Regions from separate parts of the Homo sapiens genome. Here regions 1, 3 and 4 are each linked to region 2. Evidence: chromatin contacts called from ENCODE Hi-C or POLR2A ChIA-PET data. All regions are on one chromosome and are shown on one strand. The core of a region is the stretch at or near the end of the contact, and the rest is flanking DNA. Distances in the headings are between cores, read along the strand shown. Region 1 holds the start of HPS4 (HPS4 biogenesis of lysosomal organelles complex 3 subunit 2). Region 2 holds the start of EWSR1 (EWS RNA binding protein 1). Region 3 holds the start of PATZ1 (POZ/BTB and AT hook containing zinc finger 1). Region 4 holds the start of MIATNB (MIAT neighbor).

The links. A loop is a pair of places that touch in the nucleus more often than their neighbours do. ChIA-PET counts read pairs that join two places held with the same protein, here RNA polymerase II (POLR2A). Pooled maps may share reads with other maps.
Region 1: a loop to region 2 is called in a map of CD8-positive, alpha-beta T cell, with 10 times the contacts of the local background. The contact joins the promoter of HPS4 here to the promoter of EWSR1 in region 2. A Hi-C loop is called at or near these places in 1 of 168 maps with a recorded cell type or tissue (CD8-positive, alpha-beta T cell) and 6 of 50 pooled maps. POLR2A ChIA-PET finds 5 or more read pairs at or near these places in 1 of 52 experiments (H1).
Region 3: a map of CD4-positive, alpha-beta T cell shows a loop between it and region 2 (5-fold over the local background). The contact joins the promoter of PATZ1 here to the promoter of EWSR1 in region 2. A Hi-C loop is called at or near these places in 1 of 168 maps with a recorded cell type or tissue (CD4-positive, alpha-beta T cell) and 7 of 50 pooled maps. POLR2A ChIA-PET finds 5 or more read pairs at or near these places in 2 of 52 experiments (CD4-positive, alpha-beta T cell and CD8-positive, alpha-beta memory T cell).
Region 4: a map of CD4-positive, alpha-beta memory T cell shows a loop between it and region 2 (10-fold over the local background). The contact joins the promoter of MIATNB here to the promoter of EWSR1 in region 2. A Hi-C loop is called at or near these places in 1 of 168 maps with a recorded cell type or tissue (CD4-positive, alpha-beta memory T cell), 2 of 37 single-sample maps with no recorded cell type and 11 of 50 pooled maps.

What each region holds. Positions count from the first base shown.
Region 1 is chr22:26,481,114-26,485,360 of GRCh38, reverse strand. It overlaps HPS4 (HPS4 biogenesis of lysosomal organelles complex 3 subunit 2), which reads left to right and starts at 1,578. Exons shown (of 14, transcript NM_022081.6): 1 at 1,578-1,687; 2 at 3,121-3,639. The coding sequence starts at 3,599. SRRD (SRR1 domain containing) reads right to left here and starts at 1,484. Exons shown (of 7, transcript NM_001013694.3): 1 at 1,262-1,484. The coding sequence starts at 1,470. RefSeq lists a silencer at 1,301-1,390 and an enhancer at 1,411-1,530.
Region 2 is chr22:29,266,637-29,271,030 of GRCh38, reverse strand. EWSR1 (EWS RNA binding protein 1) reads right to left here and starts at 2,763. Exons shown (of 17, transcript NM_005243.4): 1 at 2,682-2,763. The coding sequence starts at 2,694. RHBDD3 (rhomboid domain containing 3) reads left to right here and starts at 3,050. Exons shown (of 7, transcript NM_012265.3): 1 at 3,050-3,283; 2 at 3,454-3,605. RefSeq lists enhancers at 1,166-1,215, 2,678-2,737, 2,848-2,907, 2,300-3,171 and a silencer at 2,418-2,507.
Region 3 is chr22:31,343,663-31,348,191 of GRCh38, reverse strand. PATZ1 (POZ/BTB and AT hook containing zinc finger 1) reads left to right here and starts at 1,846. Exons shown (of 5, transcript NM_014323.3): 1 at 1,846-3,860. The coding sequence starts at 2,590. It overlaps LINC01521 (long intergenic non-protein coding RNA 1521), which reads right to left and starts at 1,433. Exons shown (of 1, transcript NR_120386.1): 1 at 1-1,433. RefSeq lists silencers at 1,341-1,560, 1,611-1,680, 2,051-2,470, 3,021-3,090 and enhancers at 3,911-4,448, 4,449-4,529.
Region 4 is chr22:26,670,128-26,674,092 of GRCh38, reverse strand. It overlaps MIATNB (MIAT neighbor), which reads right to left and starts at 1,250. Exons shown (of 6, transcript NR_110543.1): 1 at 1,106-1,250. MIAT (myocardial infarction associated transcript) reads right to left here. Exons shown (of 5, transcript NR_033320.3): 5 at 1-3,965.

The sequences.
Region 1 (4,247 bases), core at 329-2,828, 2.8 Mb after region 2:
GGCCCAGAGGCTGCTGCACGTTTCTCACAGAGGGTAGAGAGTTCTGATGTACACAGGAATGCTTTATGAACTGGTAAATGCGTACACAGATATGCGTGTAAAATGCTGGCTCAATCTCTACTCAGAGCGATGGTGATTGCACCACACTTGGGTGTTGGGAGAAGCAAGGAGCTCCTGGGGAATACTGAAGCAGTTGAGGAGATCGTGACAGTGTCAAGGGATATGAAAAATGCCTTGAGTTTTCCAAACCCCTAGGCACATTCACTCTCACTGGCATCCTCTGAGAGCTTAAAAATAATCGCAGGTGCTTTTTATTCAGGCTGAGCCAAATGGTCAGCAACTTTCTCTTCAGAGGTAAACTCTGGGACATTACTGCCTCTTGACCCTAATTCTAGGGGAGAGGAGCACACAAAATTAATCTAATTTCTCCCCTTGTGACGGCCCTTCGGATGCTGATCTTAAGTGCTAACTAAAGCTGTTATTTATTGAGCCTAAACAAAACTGCGAATAAAGATAATAATACTAAATAACAATAATAAGTAACATTTATTGAGTGTTTCCTCTGTATTAGGCACTCTCTATGTACTTTCTAAGGTACAGAGCAAGGTATGTGAGAATCTGGGCTGGGATAAGCAACAAGCATAATGGAAAGCTGGAAGCACTGGTTTTTGTCACAAAGACCTGGGTTTGAAATCTGGTTCCACACATTTTCTTTGTCTCTTTGAGAATCAGTGAGCTACCAGGGTCCTAGTATGCCTGCAATGTTTAACATAAAGTGTGTAGAATGATTAAGCTAATGTCAGGCACATAGCAGCTGCCTGATGATAGCAGTCACGTGTTCATGTTGCTTCCCTCGTGTCACCACCACCAATAATATCAACATCGGCATAATATTAATAGCAAACACTGGCACAGTGCTTACCACGTGCCAGAAAATGGTTTCCGTTTACTAATTCATTGAATCCTCAAAACAAACCTACGTATGTACTATTTTCATCCCCATCTCACAGATGAGAAAACTGAGGCACAGAGATTATAAATTGTCCAAGGTCACGCAGCTGTAACCGTAATAAAAGGAAAGACGACCTTTAACTGAGCGCTTACTATAATCCACATCTTTAATGAGCTCGTTACCTACGTTAACTCTTCACAATAACTCCTTAAAGGGTGTGCATTATATCTCCACTCTACAGATGGGGAGACTGTGGCTCAGAATTGCCCATGGGCGCAAAGATTCCATCAGGGCCGAGCCTGCACTCACTCAGCCTCCCAGATGCGACGAAGCACGACTCCGCTGTCAGACTCGAACTCCGCCTCGGGGCCCCGGGGCGCCGCCTCTCTCCCCCGGGGCGCCGCCTCTCTCCCCCGGGGCGCCGCCTCCCTCCGCCGCGGCCGTCGAGCCGCGGAGCGCCTCTTCCGCGGAGCCGCCGCCTGCCAGGATTCCAGCGCCGCAGCTGCGGCCGCAGCCATTGGTCTCTGACGTCAGCGGCGTGCGGCGCACTCGGCACGTCATCGCCGCGCGCCGGCTTGCCAGGAGCTGGAGGGGGAGGTAGGCGGGGCGGCGCGTGACCTAAGGCCTCTCTGCCGCGCGCGCAGGTACGGGGCAGAAGTCGCAGGTACCCAGCTGCTGCCCACATTTCTGGTCCAGAGTCCCGAACCCCGAGCACTGGGATGCCTGGCTACTCCGGTGGGTGGGCGGCGCTCGGAGCGCGGGGATACCGAGGGGCGGGCCCCCAGCTTAGAGCGTGACCCGACCCCGCCTAATCCTTAGGCGTTCGCCCACCATTTCCCAGTCCCGTAGAGCTGGGGCCAGACACCGCACAGCCCTAGTGCTGTTACCAGTCGCTGCCTGCGCCCCGGGGGCTGCGCCCAGCAGCTTCCTGGCCCTTTTCCAGCCATTAGCGTCCGTTTTCCAGCCCTGCTGCCCCACTGAGGCCCCTTCCCACAGCAGTATCACCAGCCCCAGCCCCGCGTTGTTACTATTACTTCCCAGGCTACCAGATCCTTTTCTGCTCATGTTCCGACGTCTCTTCCTACTCCAGGGCCATTATTGGTCTCTTCTGGACCTTTCAGAGATAAGAGAGGACCTCGGTAGTGTAGGGCCCAGTCCTCTGGGAACAAGGGATGGGGAGTTTTAGGCTGCTGTCCTTGGTTCCAGTAACAGAGATACCCCCTCCACAGGCACCCAAATATGCTCCATAGAATACAATGAGTGTGGTCCTGTGGAGGCCCAATCCAAAATATCTAGAGCTGAGAAGAGATAGAGATTTTACAGGCCGTCAAATATTCAATGGGGGTCGTCTCTAGAGACTTTTAACAAACTGTATTGTGTACCCACAGATTGCAGAATGGTGAGCAAACATTTGAGACCATGTTGCTAAAGCATTAAGCTTGGAGAAAGTGACAGTAAGAATTAGACAATAGTTTTGAAGTGACCAAGAGGTTGTCACATGGAAGAATTAGACCTTGTTTTGTGTTTTCCTGCAGAGCGTTATCCAGACTAGCGAGTGGGAGGCAGATGTAAAATCTGGAACGCAGATTTTAGTTTGTTGGAAGGAGAAATGTAACATAGTGAACCACGCATCTCTGGAGGGTGTAAAGCAGAGACAGCCAAGGTAATTTTTGGAAAAGAGTGCAGGAGAGTAGAGTAAACGATGCCAGGGTTCCTTCCGACTCTGAAATTCCGTGATACACTGAGCTGTCTTTCTCTTGTGGAAGTTTGAAAGCCATTTGATAAAGTTCTCTTCATTTTTTAGAAATTTGCCCTGCTCTGGAATTCTGCATGTTCAGGTTACTTTTGGACTGTCAAGATGACAGTTCCTTAATTTGGGTTCCATTATTACCACAGCAACTGGTTTATTTGTATAGCTGTCCACACCTAGAGCATTTTCACCCTGTCATTTGATTTTATCTTCCGTGAAGCTTGTGGTGTGTTTCCCTTAACTGTTCGAGAAACTAAAGCCCTTACTCTGAAGTCTCTGCAAGCCTCCCTCTTTGATTTTGAAGCATGATTGTCACCCTCACAGAAAGCTCTTTTGAAATATACCATTCGTTTAATCCTGCTGGGTCACATGCTCTCTCACGAGTTGCTGAAATATCTATTCCTTGTGTTTATTTCAGAGCCAAGGCACTGATGTTTGAACTGGAAACTTCAAAACGTTTAATAAGAGTCTTCAGGATGGGTTTGAACTAGACAAGCTAGAAATTTCTTTAGAACACCAGCTCTAGCATGCATCTCCCACTTTTGGCTTTCCTGGAGAGGAGCTTGAAGAGGTGGTTCTGCAGACAGCCACAGTGATACTTAGGAAACCAGAGGAATGGATTTGACTTTTCTGCTAGGATTCTCTGTTATAGTTTCTCCCTGAGTTGTAAGAGGCATGGAAATATACATGAAACTGAAGAACCTGCAAGGAAGGGAAGTGGAACTTTCCATGCTGAGTGAAAACTAACCAAGTGGCAGTTGTGACTGAAAACACTGAAACCTACCACGTCCAGATTCACTGGATTGGGGGATAGAGGAACGGTCACAGCTAGGGAGAAAGAAGTGATACCGGAAAAGAAAACCTAAATGAAGAGAATGAGGATGACTGCACAGTAGATGGCCACCTCTACCTCCACAGAGGCAAAGTCAGCCTCGTGGTGAGTAACAAGGCCTGCCATGGCATAGCTTTTGCTGGGCTGTTGGTTAGAGTTTTGGGGTTAATTGAAAATCCCCAGCCAGATTGTGTTAATTTTATTAACATAACAATAAAAATGCCATTTTCCTCAGAGCAGCTGAATCAAGCACGTGAGCCATCGCTCTCCAAAGCTAACATGTTTTAACCTTGCAAGCCTCTCCCAATGTTTGAATGAGTCTGGCATTGCTGGGAGATTGTAGAAAAGATAGCCACAGCCTGATCATGCAGCGAGCTTTGATGATAATGTGAATATTGTAGTCTTCAATTTGCAGAGATGAGGTATGGTTGCATTTGAGAATTACAGCATGAGGAGAGGTCTGGCCAGACTGGGTATCAAGGGGTATTACTCAATGTCTGTCTGAAACCCAGTTCCCTTCTCAACCCTAAATGCGTTAATCCTTTCCCATAATTAGGTTTAGCAAACATCAGTCATAGAGGAGATGAAGGTGAAAAGCAGGTTTAGCTAGAATTAGCAGGATTTAGTGACTGATTATTTATGTGGAAGTCAAAAAGATGGAGCAGTTCAAAATGACACCCAAGTTTTCTTTCGTGTGCCCGCACAAGCAGGGA
Region 2 (4,394 bases), core at 1,514-4,013:
CATCTCTTCACGTTGGCTTATCTGCCTACCTCTCTGTACTTTACTGGACTACTTTCTTTCCTTTGTACACACTCTTAACTCAAAACCCTGAATCACCAAGAGGAACAAATCAACTGCCCAAAGGCTAACCTATAATGAAAAAAATAATCTGTTCATGACAATCTTAAAGGCATTTTCAATAGCACTACAAGTCATACTCTCTCTGACATTAAAACTAAATGCAGATCATTTTTTCCATGTGGCATCTACAAAATAAACACAGCAATGAATCATTTAACATCAAATATTTTAACCCACGTTTTGTTGAGGTCTTTGCTTGAGAAGTGATTGTAAATCACTGTCATGTAAGTTCAACGTTTGCAAGACGACTTTTACGCAAGAGCAGTTATGTAAAACATCAAACTGGCAAAGCTGATATGGAACAACCAATGACCTCTTATCAGTGAGAAACCACAGGATTCGGCCCTATACTAACTGGTGGGCTATAGAAGGTAGCAAATTTGTTTCATGAACTTACATTTATCTTCCTAGAGCACACAAACATCACAGGCCCTCAAGCAAGCTATTAGGTTGATGCAAACGTAATTACTTTTGCACCAACCTAATACAATTACAAACTGGTCAGATTATTCAGCAACCGTGTTCGTTTTTAACCCCCAAAAGTGAGCCACTGACTTCACTAAAAATCACTTCACTGTGATTGAGCGCTGGGGGTTCTAGATTGCTGCGAGTCTGCATTCCAATTCTTTGTTGCACTGGATATATATGCTTTACGTACTTTTCTACATGAGATAACATACGAGGAGAGAAAACTTCTATTATTAACCCAAGGCAACGGTTTAACACTTTAGAGCAGTCACTATGGAAGCTGCTTCACACTACCTGAGTTGAGCTTCACAGTACCTGAGCTGAAGTCAGCATAGGACAAATTTGTGGAATGCTTATGCTGGAAGGTCAGAAGGGCTCAAAAGCTTAAGAGGTCTAGCCTAACTTCTGTATTTTACAGGAAAGGAAACTAAGGACCAGATTACTTATGTGACTCTCTGAAGGCCCCCCCAGCCAGGCCTAATGTGTTTACTTTGTGTCAACAGAAACCACAACTGTAATTCTAATACAGTACAGCACATGGTAGTTACTGGTGAACAAGGTTTGAACAAAGTTGACTGAAAAAAGGCACGTCCAGCCACGCAAAAATGTCAACGCACACGTTTTGCCTTTTCAGGCTTTTGCAGAGCAGAAGAGGGTGGATAGGGCACCTAGGAAACCACTTCCCACCGGGAGGTTAGCTGTGGTATTTCAGTCCTCTCTTCTACCGGCACTCTTTGGTATCCACTCTTTGGTATCCCGGCACGAACAGCCAACACTTACCTGTTTATTGACCACAGATGGGGAGAATTCTTAAACTGTCCTTAAGTTGCTGGATTCTGGACTCCAAAAACTCTGGAGTGCCCAGAACTTTTCCTGTCTTCCTTCTCATCTTCTCCCACTGTCTCTAAGGCCTGGAACCAGGTGGCCTGAGAATACCCCCGGGGCAAAAATGCTCCACCCTGCCAATTTTCGCGGGTTAGTGTACCCACAGATTGCGAACTGCAGGTGATGGCTAGGCGACACTCTTAAACGCTCCTTCCATCAAGGACCACTCTACTCCCATTTTGGAGTTCCCAACCGGGGCTTGCTTGCAAGTGCCTTTAAGATTGCTTCTACTGGCCTTTTTTCCCCTCTCCTCTGTCGACCTACGAAATCAACAGGCCTGCCGGCCTAACGCAGGCGAATAAACGTGCGAGGCCACTGCTGAAACATAATTCAAATGAAGGCTCGGCCTTTTGTTCCTCCTAGGTCAGAGAGACCAGAAATATCTTTCTGGTAGCGTTTCTCGTCTCTCGACCCAGGCTGGCCTTATTATACAACGGATGTCCCTCGGCGTTTGCAGAAAAAGGGCCCTGGGAAGCCACTTAATTGGTTTTGGGGGAGGGGAGGACGTGGATTAATAACGATAAAAATGGAGAAGCCCAAGAAAGCGGCAAACTGGGGGCCCTGGAGGAGGGAAGCACATTCTGTCTAAAGCCCAGGCGAGCAGAAGTTCGGCTTGGGGCTGGAAGCCACAGAGGGGGCAGCTCGGCAGCGCCAGACGCCCCAGCCGACTGGGTCTTAAGGATGACGGGGCTCCCGCTCATAGGCCGGCACCCCTCGGCCCACAAATCCACGGTATCTTTATTTGCTTTTTCCCCTGGTTTCTCAGGAAACCCTGAAAACGGGGAGGGAGGCCTCACAGGGACAGCAGCCTGCGGGCCCCCCGGCGGTTTCATAGTGACCGGCTTGAGGCCTGGCCAAATCCTCCCCTTCACGCAGGGCCTCGAAGGCCGCAGGCCCCGCCCACGTGGCGGGAGGCCCGGAGCTCAGGGCGCGAGGACCGCCACACAATGGAGGCCAAGGCGGGCCCCGCGCGCCCCCGCCGCAGCAAGCCCCCCGCGCGCCACGGGCGCCGGAAGATTCCAGAACCGGCCCGCCCGGTTGGGGGAGGGGAGAGGAATGCGGATCCCCGAGCTCGTCGGGCCGCGGCGGGTGCCTCAACCCCCTCTCGGCAACTCCACTCAGTCTTCCCAGCCAAGCCCAGAGACGAACGACCCCCAGTTTGGGCGTTCCGGCTACCGCCGGCGCGACCGCAGTTCCACCATACTCACCCGTGGACGCCATTTTCTCTCCTTCCTCCTCGTTCTCTCAACGTCCGTCTCCCTCTCGCTTTCCCTCTAGGCGCCGCACTGCGCAGGCGCAAATCTCGCAACCCCGGGCGCGACCATCGGGCCAGGCCACGGGGGTGGGGTCAGGAGGGATGAACCACCGCTTACTCGTTCTTCGCGTCCGCAACTCTTGTCCCAGTCCTCTCTAAAGAGCGCCCGACGTGACACTCGGGCCAAAATAGCATCTAAGGGGCCAGAGCGGGGGTGAGCGGGTCTCAGCGTGAAACCGGAGAGGCTCTCAGCACGAGACTAGGCTGTTTGGAATGGTTCCGTCCGCTGGCTCTAGGGACGGTCGCTGAAGAGTCGGCCCTGCAGGGAGACGGAGATCGGCGGGAGGGCTGGGGGAAGGGACCCGGACTAGAACAACTGCTGACTAATCCGCGGGCCGCGGGGAATGGGTGGCGCGCCAGCCGGTCGGCAGGGGTCACGCGGCCGGGTGTGCGCGGAATGGATTCAGGGTTCTCGGGTCGCGCCCGGGAGCTAGAGTCCTGACTCCCAGCCGGGGTCCCCGACCGGCCTTTCGGGGTTGCCGGGCGCGCTCTGCAGTGAGTACCCGGGACGCGTGGCCCGGGCCAGCGGGGAAGGGTCCCCAAGGCCGGTCGGCTGGGTGGGAGGCCTCGAACGCCGTGCCTGGCCCCGAGACCCTATCCCCGGTAACGGTCGAGGTGGAGCAGGCCCTTTAATCATCCCTCATCCGATATCCTTGTTTCTACAGAAGGGGAAACTGAGGCCCAAGGAAATTGAGTATCTCTGCAAAGTCACCAGCTGAGTTCGAACCAGACAGATCCTGGGACCCCCTACTCTATCCGCCACCGGAAGAATCTCCGTCCTTGTCTTTCCATTCTGCCCTCCCGGCTTCCCAGTAAGGTAGGCAGGGCCTGGTGGTGCACTGCCCCGTTTCATAGATTGAAGAAAGTGAGGTCCAGGGGGCTCAAGTCCCAGTTCCGAGTGTCCACGGGTAAGCCCTTCACCCTTGCTAAGGTGCCCAGAGCTGGGGAATGGTTGTGAGGTGTCGATGCAGGAGGAGGTTTACGGTGGGTGCCTTGGCCCCAAACCCTGCCTCCAGGCAAGGCTGACCCTGCCCACCTTCCTGGACCTCTAGCCCCAGCCCCCTAGGTGGATGCCCGGGTCCGCGAAGGGCAGGGTTCACCTTCAAATCCCTCGGCAGGACCAGGAGCCAAGCTAGTGTCCTTTTTTCAGTGAACATATATAAAGCACTGGCTGTGTGCTGTGAATACCCTGGGGAATGTGGGGTTGGATCAGAGGAGCCATGAGCTCAGACCACCTGCCTAGGGAGACAGACTGGCCAAGCTGTGCTCCTAAGGATAAGATCCATGATGTTAGGGGGCCAGAGGAGGGGAAGGGATATTTGAGCTGGGCTTCCAAGGGTGAAATAGGAGTTTGCCTGCTGGCAAAATGGAGGGAAGGACAATGCAGGCAGAGGAGCTTTCCACATTTTTCCTGCAGGAAACTGGTAGATGTGGAGAAGGCGCTTGGCAGGGGAGCAAATTAGGCAGCCTTCTTGTCTCTCTGGGATCCTGCTTCCTGCCCTGAATCAGCTCAGTGGGAGTCCTGGGACCGAGAGGCCTGACCAGGGGTGAAGACCTACAGGCCCTGGAGGACAGGCTGGATGCAAGAGAACAGCACGGGGGAGAA
Region 3 (4,529 bases), core at 597-3,096, 2.1 Mb before region 2:
CAGACTGGTCTCGAACTCCCGACCTCAGGTGATCCGCCCGCCTCAGCCTCCCAAAGTGCTGGGATAACAGGCGTGAGCCACCGCGCCCGGCCCCTTTCTCTTTCTCTGTGGATGTTCCCAGCAGCTCTCTCAAAAATAAAACGTGCCAGTTCCCAAAATCCGCCCAAGAAAGCTGTGGCTCAGAGAGGGAGGCACTAGCCTAAGGTGACAGTGAGTCTGGGCTTAGAACACAGATCTCCTGGCTTCGTGTCCAGGGAACTTTCTTCATGCCTCTAATTCATTCTCTCCAACAGGAGTTTGGCATGTACTATGCCCTAGAGCGGAGGTGTGCAGGACAGGTGCTGCTGTCCCTGTGCACAGGTTAAGAAACAGTTTAACTGAATCTCAGGGAGGCCAAGTGACTAAGCACCAGGACACGAAACCAGAAGGCAGAGGTCTCGATTTTGAACTCGGATCATCCGCCAGGGCAACGCCCGGAAGCCTCAGGGCGCGCGTGGCTGGGCGCGAGCTCGGCGCGCAGCGGTGGGAATCCCGAGCGGAGTTGGAAGCCGGGCCCGTTCATTTGCATGCTAATACCCAGAATGCTTTTCCCCCGCACACCGCTTCTCTTAATGGAAGCGCTCAGTTTGGAACCGTGGAAAGTTTGGAACACATACTTCGCTGCCTCTTTGCAACTGTGGGAACTTCCCGCCCGCACACGCGGCGCCTGCAGCCTGGGGCTCCGCGCCAGGCGGCCCAAAGGCAGCCGCCAGCGCTTCCTGGGAAGACAAACCTTGGTGTACAACTCTAGCGTGGTAGCATCCCCGGGCGGGCCGGGGACAAAGCGCCGAGGCCTGGCGGCAGGGCCCATTACCAGAGCACCCGGCGTCTCACAGGGCTGCGGGCGCTGGGGATGCTCCGGGCTTGGAGAGGCCTGAGGGTGTCCCCGACTCCTCCGGCACCCCCACTTCCCTGAGGATTGCTGGGGCTTCCGGGGGTCCCTGCCCCGTCCATCGCCCTCATATTGTCGCCTCCCGGAGCTGGTGACTTCACGCTCCCCGGGGACAAAGCTCGGCGTGCTGTGGTTTGGGGGAGAAGCTGGACGCTGGCTTCATCTCTCCAGCTCTTCCGGGCGCGCAGCCCATCAGATCGATCAATGTACCGGGTGCAGAAGCAGCTCCGGAGGTTCGGCCTGTCTCCGGCCAGGACCCCGGGCCCTCTCTGGTGTTTGAAGCAGGGAGGCGGTCGCAGGCGACTTCTGGGAATTTCACGCATGAAAGCGGGGCTCCGAAGGGTGGACGACGCCCGCTCGACCTGCGAGTGCGCTTCGCAGGCTGGGGGGCCCGGATCCGCACCCCTCAGTTCCTGCCCCCCCACCCTGCTAGCCGCCACTCTCAGCGGGCAGGGGAGGGGCAGTGGGAGCTGGTTTGCTGGCTCGGCGCTTCGTTTGCATTGGTCCGGGGGGGCTGAGACTGCAGCCCCCGGCCCCGCGGGCGGGGTGGGGAGGCGGGGGCCGGACGGGGGCTCAGGCTGCTCTAGCATTGGCGGATCTGGGGAATGGGGAGGGGGGGCAGGAAGCGGGGGGAGCGGACTGCGGGGGGGGGGTGTATAAATAGGGAAGGGGGGACGTGCATCCTCGTCTTGGTGAGGGGGGGGCGCTCGGCACAAAGAAAGTGTAAAGTTTGCAGCGCCAGGCGGCCCGGGCTAGGCATCCGGGCGCGCACGTGCAAGGCCGGGGACGCCGGGGCCCCCACTCTGAGCTCGCCGTTTCTTTTTTTTCTGCAAGCGAGAGGGGGGGTGTTGTTGGTATCGCCCCCTCCTTCTCCTCCCCCCAGGGGTGAAAGTGCAAGAGGAAGTGCAGCCGCTGCCATCTTTCCTCCGCTCCGAACACACGGAGCCCGGGGCCGCACAGCCGCCGCTCCGCCGCCGCCTTCTCCCGGCCTGAGGAAGGGCCTACTCTGCCGCCGCCGCCGCCCGCCCGCTCCAGCCGCCGCCGCCGCCGCCACCGCCCTCCAGGCTCCGGGACCCGGCCCGCGCCACCGCCCCCGTGCGCGCCCCGCCGCCGCCGCCTTCGCCTTCGCCTTTTGTTTCCTCCGCTCCGGCGCCCCCGCCCCGGCTCGCGCTTTGCAGGGGACGCAGCGCGCGCCCCCAGCGGGCCCGGGAAAAGCCGCGGCGCGCGCGCGCGCCTGCGCGGCGGACCCCTCCTTCTCCTCCCCGCGTGCGCGTGCCCTTCTTGGCTGCGCGCCGGCGCCGCCTGGCGGGCGGGAGGGGAGGTGGCAGGCGCGTTTGCAGGAGGGGCGCACCTCTTCGCTCGCGCACCCCCCCGGAAGGTAGACCGGGAAGGGGAGGCGGGCGGGCGGAGAGGAGAGAGTGGCGCGCAGTCCAGCGAGGGCGGGGGTTGGCTATGTGGGGGGTGGTGCACCCCGCAGTCTAGACAGTCTGATCCGGGCTGGGGGCGTGTACACTCGGCGCACCTGCGAGACTACAGAGCCTCGGGCCGGCACGTGTGGGGAGTGTGGACACGTCTGCTGCGCCCCGCTTCTCGCTGCTGAGGGGAAGGGAGGGGGCGGGCAGGTGCAGCGGCCGGGCTAGTGGGAGGGGGCGGCGGCCATGGAGCGGGTGAACGACGCTTCGTGCGGCCCGTCTGGCTGCTACACATACCAGGTGAGCAGACACAGCACGGAGATGCTGCACAACCTGAACCAGCAGCGCAAAAACGGCGGGCGCTTCTGCGACGTGCTCTTGCGGGTAGGCGACGAGAGCTTCCCAGCGCACCGCGCCGTGCTGGCCGCCTGCAGCGAGTACTTTGAGTCGGTGTTCAGCGCCCAGTTGGGCGACGGCGGAGCTGCGGACGGGGGTCCGGCTGATGTAGGGGGCGCGACGGCAGCACCAGGCGGCGGGGCCGGGGGCAGCCGGGAGCTGGAGATGCACACTATCAGCTCCAAGGTATTTGGGGACATTCTGGACTTCGCCTACACTTCCCGCATCGTGGTGCGCTTGGAGAGCTTTCCCGAACTCATGACGGCCGCCAAGTTCCTGCTGATGAGGTCGGTTATCGAGATCTGCCAGGAAGTCATCAAACAGTCCAACGTACAGATCCTGGTACCCCCTGCCCGCGCCGATATAATGCTCTTTCGCCCCCCTGGGACCTCGGACTTGGGCTTCCCTTTGGACATGACCAACGGGGCAGCCTTGGCAGCCAACAGCAATGGCATCGCCGGCAGCATGCAGCCAGAGGAGGAGGCAGCTCGGGCGGCTGGTGCAGCCATTGCAGGCCAAGCCTCTTTGCCTGTGTTACCTGGGGTGGACCGCTTGCCCATGGTGGCTGGACCCCTATCCCCCCAACTGCTGACTTCCCCATTCCCCAGTGTGGCATCCAGTGCCCCTCCCCTGACTGGCAAGCGAGGCCGGGGCCGCCCAAGGAAGGCCAACCTGCTGGACTCAATGTTTGGGTCCCCAGGGGGCCTGAGGGAGGCAGGCATCCTTCCATGCGGTCTATGTGGTAAGGTGTTCACTGATGCCAACCGGCTCCGGCAGCACGAGGCCCAGCACGGTGTCACCAGCCTCCAGCTGGGCTACATCGACCTTCCTCCTCCGAGGCTGGGTGAGAATGGGCTACCCATCTCTGAAGACCCCGACGGCCCCCGAAAGAGGAGCCGGACCAGGAAGCAGGTGGCTTGTGAGATCTGCGGCAAGATCTTCCGTGATGTGTATCATCTTAACCGGCACAAGCTGTCCCACTCTGGGGAGAAGCCCTACTCCTGCCCTGTGTGTGGGTTGCGGTTCAAGAGAAAAGACCGCATGTCCTACCATGTGCGGTCCCATGATGGGTCCGTGGGCAAGCCTTACATCTGCCAGAGCTGTGGGAAAGGCTTCTCCAGGTGAGGAAAGGCCCCCTCTTCCTCCCCTGCCACACGTTATCTTAGTCCTGAAAAGGCTCCTGCCAAGATCTGGGGGTGTGGGATTTGTGGGGGTCATTTGACCTTATAGAACCATGCCAGGTTTGGGTAGAGTGTTTTTAAGGGCCCTTATTTTGAGATGGTATGCCTGAGACCTGCTTTCCATTCCCTCAGGGAAGTTTTTTTGACGCTAAGTGTGCCCTACTGTCTCTCCTCCTGGGGCCGGATTCCTCAGGCCAGAGCCACCGGACCTCACCATTCTTCCCCCAGGGCTCCCTTTGTGTTTCCGGCACCAGGCGTGGGGCCCCCTCTGGGGGCGGGAGACTGGGCTCCTCCAGCGACTTCCCCGCTTGAATGGCTGCCGAGGGAGGTACTGGAACAAGTGCATCTGGGACTCCCTACACTCTTGAGGCACCAGATTCCCCAACACAGAACACTGGCCATCCTGATCAGTAGACTCCAGCTGTGCCTCTCACACCACCCTGGGATCATGGGACACAGAGCTGGTCACCCAGAGCTGCTGCTTAACACCAAAAGCTTTGATCTGCTCTGACCTGGTAGCTCTAGAGCCTAATGGGACCCACGAGCCCCTTTATGTTTTCAGGACAGAAAGGAATGGGGACAGGATCTCTATGTAGGTTCACTTTCTAG
Region 4 (3,965 bases), core at 1-2,500, 2.6 Mb after region 2:
AGTCCCCAAAATGAAGACTCTAGGCCCTGGCCTGGGGAAGGGTGACTCTATACAAAATGGCATATGCTCTGTAGACACCAGACAGGTATTTTAAGGTTTATAAGAGCTGCATCTACTTGTGCAAACTACTGTAGCTATAAGGCTATATTTTTTTAAGAACTGAAACCAAATGCAGACTATGAGGAGTGAAGATATGCCCAATGGCCAAAACCTTGCAAGACTGGCTATACTTCTGACCCCACCTTGGTGGGTACCACTGCTCCATCAGGCCTGGTCCACACCAGAGCCCTGGCACCTCCTTTAGAAAACTACCATCTTTACCGACTTCTGATTGTTCTGACTCAGAGCAGCCACCACGCCCAAAATTGTTAGCTATGCTTTTCCCTGTGTTAGTCAAGTTCAAACCTGTGTTAGCCAAGTTCAAACCTGTGTTAGCCAAGTTCAAAGCTGTGTTAGCCCCTTCCCAGCCATGCCGACATCCAAGCTGTTAACAGTAACGAGGAATGTTAGACCTGTTGTTAGTCAGAAAAAAATCCACAAACCATTAGTTTCTGCTGAAAGGAACAGACCAGGAAGGCAGGAGTTAGTCAAGGTGAAGGAAAGGTTAATTAAGAACCGGTCAGGGCCAGGCCAGGAGCCTGGAACCCCCAGACAGGGCCAGGTTGGTTGTTAGTGGTCAGCCCCTGGGGCAGTCAGGGTGAGGCAGGGATTAGCTGGGTGAGAGCAAGAGTTAGCGCAAGGGAGCCAGAGATTAGCCCAAAGAAACCAAGGTGCCTACTGGAGGTGAGGCATGAAATCACCCCCAGGTGTGGCCCCGGCTTAGCGGCTGGCGGGCTCTGGGGGAGGCTGGCTGAGGCAGTGACGTCCGTGGGAACAGAGAGCCAGAGATGCATTCCTGGCCGGCCTGAGCATCTGCGGGAACCCTGTGAGCCCCTGAGGTTCACTTCTTGCTCCCCACTTCTCTCTCCTGCAAACTCCGAGCCCGGGGTAAAGCTGCTTCCCCTCCCCACACCCCTTTTCAACCCGACAACTAACGCCCTCTAGCTTCCGGGAATGGGACGGATCTTTCCCAAGGACTTCCGGTCACGGCCCCACGTCTACTTACGGTGGGGGAAACCGGCCTCTCTCGGCTCCAGAGAGGGGAGACGGCTCTCTAGCTGACTTCCTGTGTGGGAAAGAGTCCTCTCACTGACTTCCGGTGTCAGAAATGTCCCTCTTTCCGGCCTTCAAATATGAGAAATGTTTCTCTGGCCGACTTCCTGTGTACTAAATACTCCACTCAGTGGTTTTTAGCGTAGGAAAGACCCGCTTCATTGACTTCCGGTGTAAGAAAGGCTCCGCTTTCTGACTTCCGGTGTGGGACACGCCCCTCTGCTAATTTCCGGTGAGGGGCACGCCCCCTCCTGCCTTCCTCGTGGGATACGCCCCCCTCGTGACTTCCTGTGCAGGACAGCTTCTATCCCCGTCACTTAACAATGGAGAGGATTCTTCCCCAGCTTCCTTCCAGAGGACACAAAAGCTCAGAGCTCCACAGTCTAGAGTCTAGACCAACAGGCCTCCACACTCACGTCCCAGAGATTTCCCTGGTCCCACCTACTCCCAGTGGCAACCAGACTTCTGCACATAGGAGAGATGTCATACTCAGAGTCCAGCCTCCCACATCCACAGGACCACCTCTTCCTCCTCTGAGTCTTGTTAATAGGGCCATCCCCTGCCTTAGACCTGGCCCAGTGGACTCTGATCTTACAGCCAATATGGGGCAGCAAAGTGGGACATCTGTCTACAGGGCCAGTAGCCCCAGGTCATCTGCTTGCCAAAAGGAGGGGGACCAGCCCCCGGGGGGAGCCCAGAGCTCGGCAGGGCTGGGGTTAGTAAGAAGAGAAAACAGGGTTAGTAGGGGCTGGGTTAGTAAGTCAGAGCACAGCACCAGCGGACAGGGCACCTCAGCAGACACACACAGGAGTCGCTAAGAGAAAAGGAAGAACGCACGCAGGTCCGTTAGTTTGTTAAGGGATGATCGGGGTGCAGTTGAGGCACCCCAGGGGTTAGACGGGTTAGTAATCGAACAAAAGAGCTGCCTACAGAAAAGAAAGCTGAGACGGAGGAAGAATGTGGGGAAGTGACATGGATTCAAAGCCAAGTGTCTTGCCCCAGGCAGAAGGATCTGTGTGCAGAACACCCAGAGAGGCCAGGGCCTAGGCAGCAGACGTGTTCAACCAGGTTTGAGGGGCCTTCCTCCATCCTCATACTTTTTTTTTTTTTAGGTGTCTGCCATGTGCTGAGACCCTTATATTGACGGGAATCCTCACTGCAACCTGTAAGGTATCAGAACTCGCATTCTACCACTGAGGAAACTGAGGTTGAGAGAAGTGAGGTGACTTACTCAAACTCACTCAACAGGAAGTGGCAGAGTTGGTGAGTCTTATTTGCATTCTCTGTCCTGGAACGTGGGTCTGCACAAAGATCCCAGCCCATAGGCAGAGCCTTCTGGAGCCTTGGCTGCCCCCATATCCCAGCCCCTTGAAAGGCCCATGAGCTGCACAGTTAGTAGGATCTGGCTGCGGGGGGGTGGTTAGTAGGGCATGCTCGGGCCTGGTTAGTGGGTTAGTTGGTTGGCAGAAGGCCAGGCACCTCGTCACACGCCACAGCGTCCCGGCTGAGCCCTGGGTTAGTAGGTTAATCACACCATGCAACACTGCCCCGGCCCCTCCAGCTGCAGCTTCAGAGGCCTCCCGCCCCCACCAGCCAGGGAGTGGGGCCTGACCAGGGCAGGGGGTCTAACTCTAAGCCCCCCAGCCCCATCAAAATCAACCCTAACCACATGGACCCTGCCCAAAAGCATGTTGCTTCCCTATTTATTGGCTGTGGGTCTCAGAGCACCCCCTGCAAATATTTCAGCTCCCCTGAAAATGGACCCTACTTGTCCTAGACAGAAACCCCCTGCCTGGTTCTGGTCAGCCCCTTCCCAGAGGGCTGGATCCTGTTACACTCTGACAGACACACGCACACCCGCATCTCTCCGCAAAAGATCTGACAACCGTGCTTAGTAGACATCTCTTCCATCACCGACTGTCAGGCCTCTAGTTTCTCCAACTATTGGCCTGCCCTCCCACCATTAGAAAAAAAAAAAACGCATCAAGCTGGCCTGGCTCCTGGAACCAAGTTGAGACTCCCCCACGCCCACCCGGTCTGCTTCCTTTTCAGCCAATGCTACAAAGCACCTAAGTGTACCCTAATTATGCCATCTTCTATCACTGCTGTACTTTTCCCATAGAAACCCCAGCCTAGCATCTCCCACAGTTCTAAACGATGTTCCATGAGAAAAAGATTCTACGGCCATAAAAGTCAAGGAACACTTCATCCTATGCCCTGTCCCTGAGTATTTGAAATTGCCATTAGCATTTTAAAGGTTCTGATAAGTCCTGCACTACTTCAGTAGTGCAGCGGAATTTGAATTAGAACCTGCTTTTTTTTTTTTTTTTTTTTTTTTAAGGAGCAATGACATTTCCTAGAAGTTACTTTAAGAATTTCCCTAGAGGGTCGGGTATCATCTCAGCCAGATCTTTCTCATCCTTCAAGGCCCTGTTTGGTACAGCTTGCTAGGAAGCTGTTCCAGACTGCAGCAGCCCTCTCTGGGGTCTCTCTACCACTTCCCAGGCACTCAGAACTTGTGCCTCAGTAGACTGTTTTGTGGCACTGTCCCATTCTCTGATTCTCCATGTGAGCTGGTTTTATCCCATCCAGCATGGCTGTGAAATCCTAAAGGTTCAAACCCCAGCCACTCTTCACCTATATTTCCCCCAAATGGCTAGCACGGGAAAGGGCCCAAAGTAGGTGCTCAGTGCTGATGAGAGAGTAGAATTTAAATACCCCAGGAAGCATTGTGAGTTACTACGGAGGCCATGAAATGCTGCCACCTCCCCAAGCTGATTAAAGAGTGATACTAGGAAAATAGGTAGGGAAGG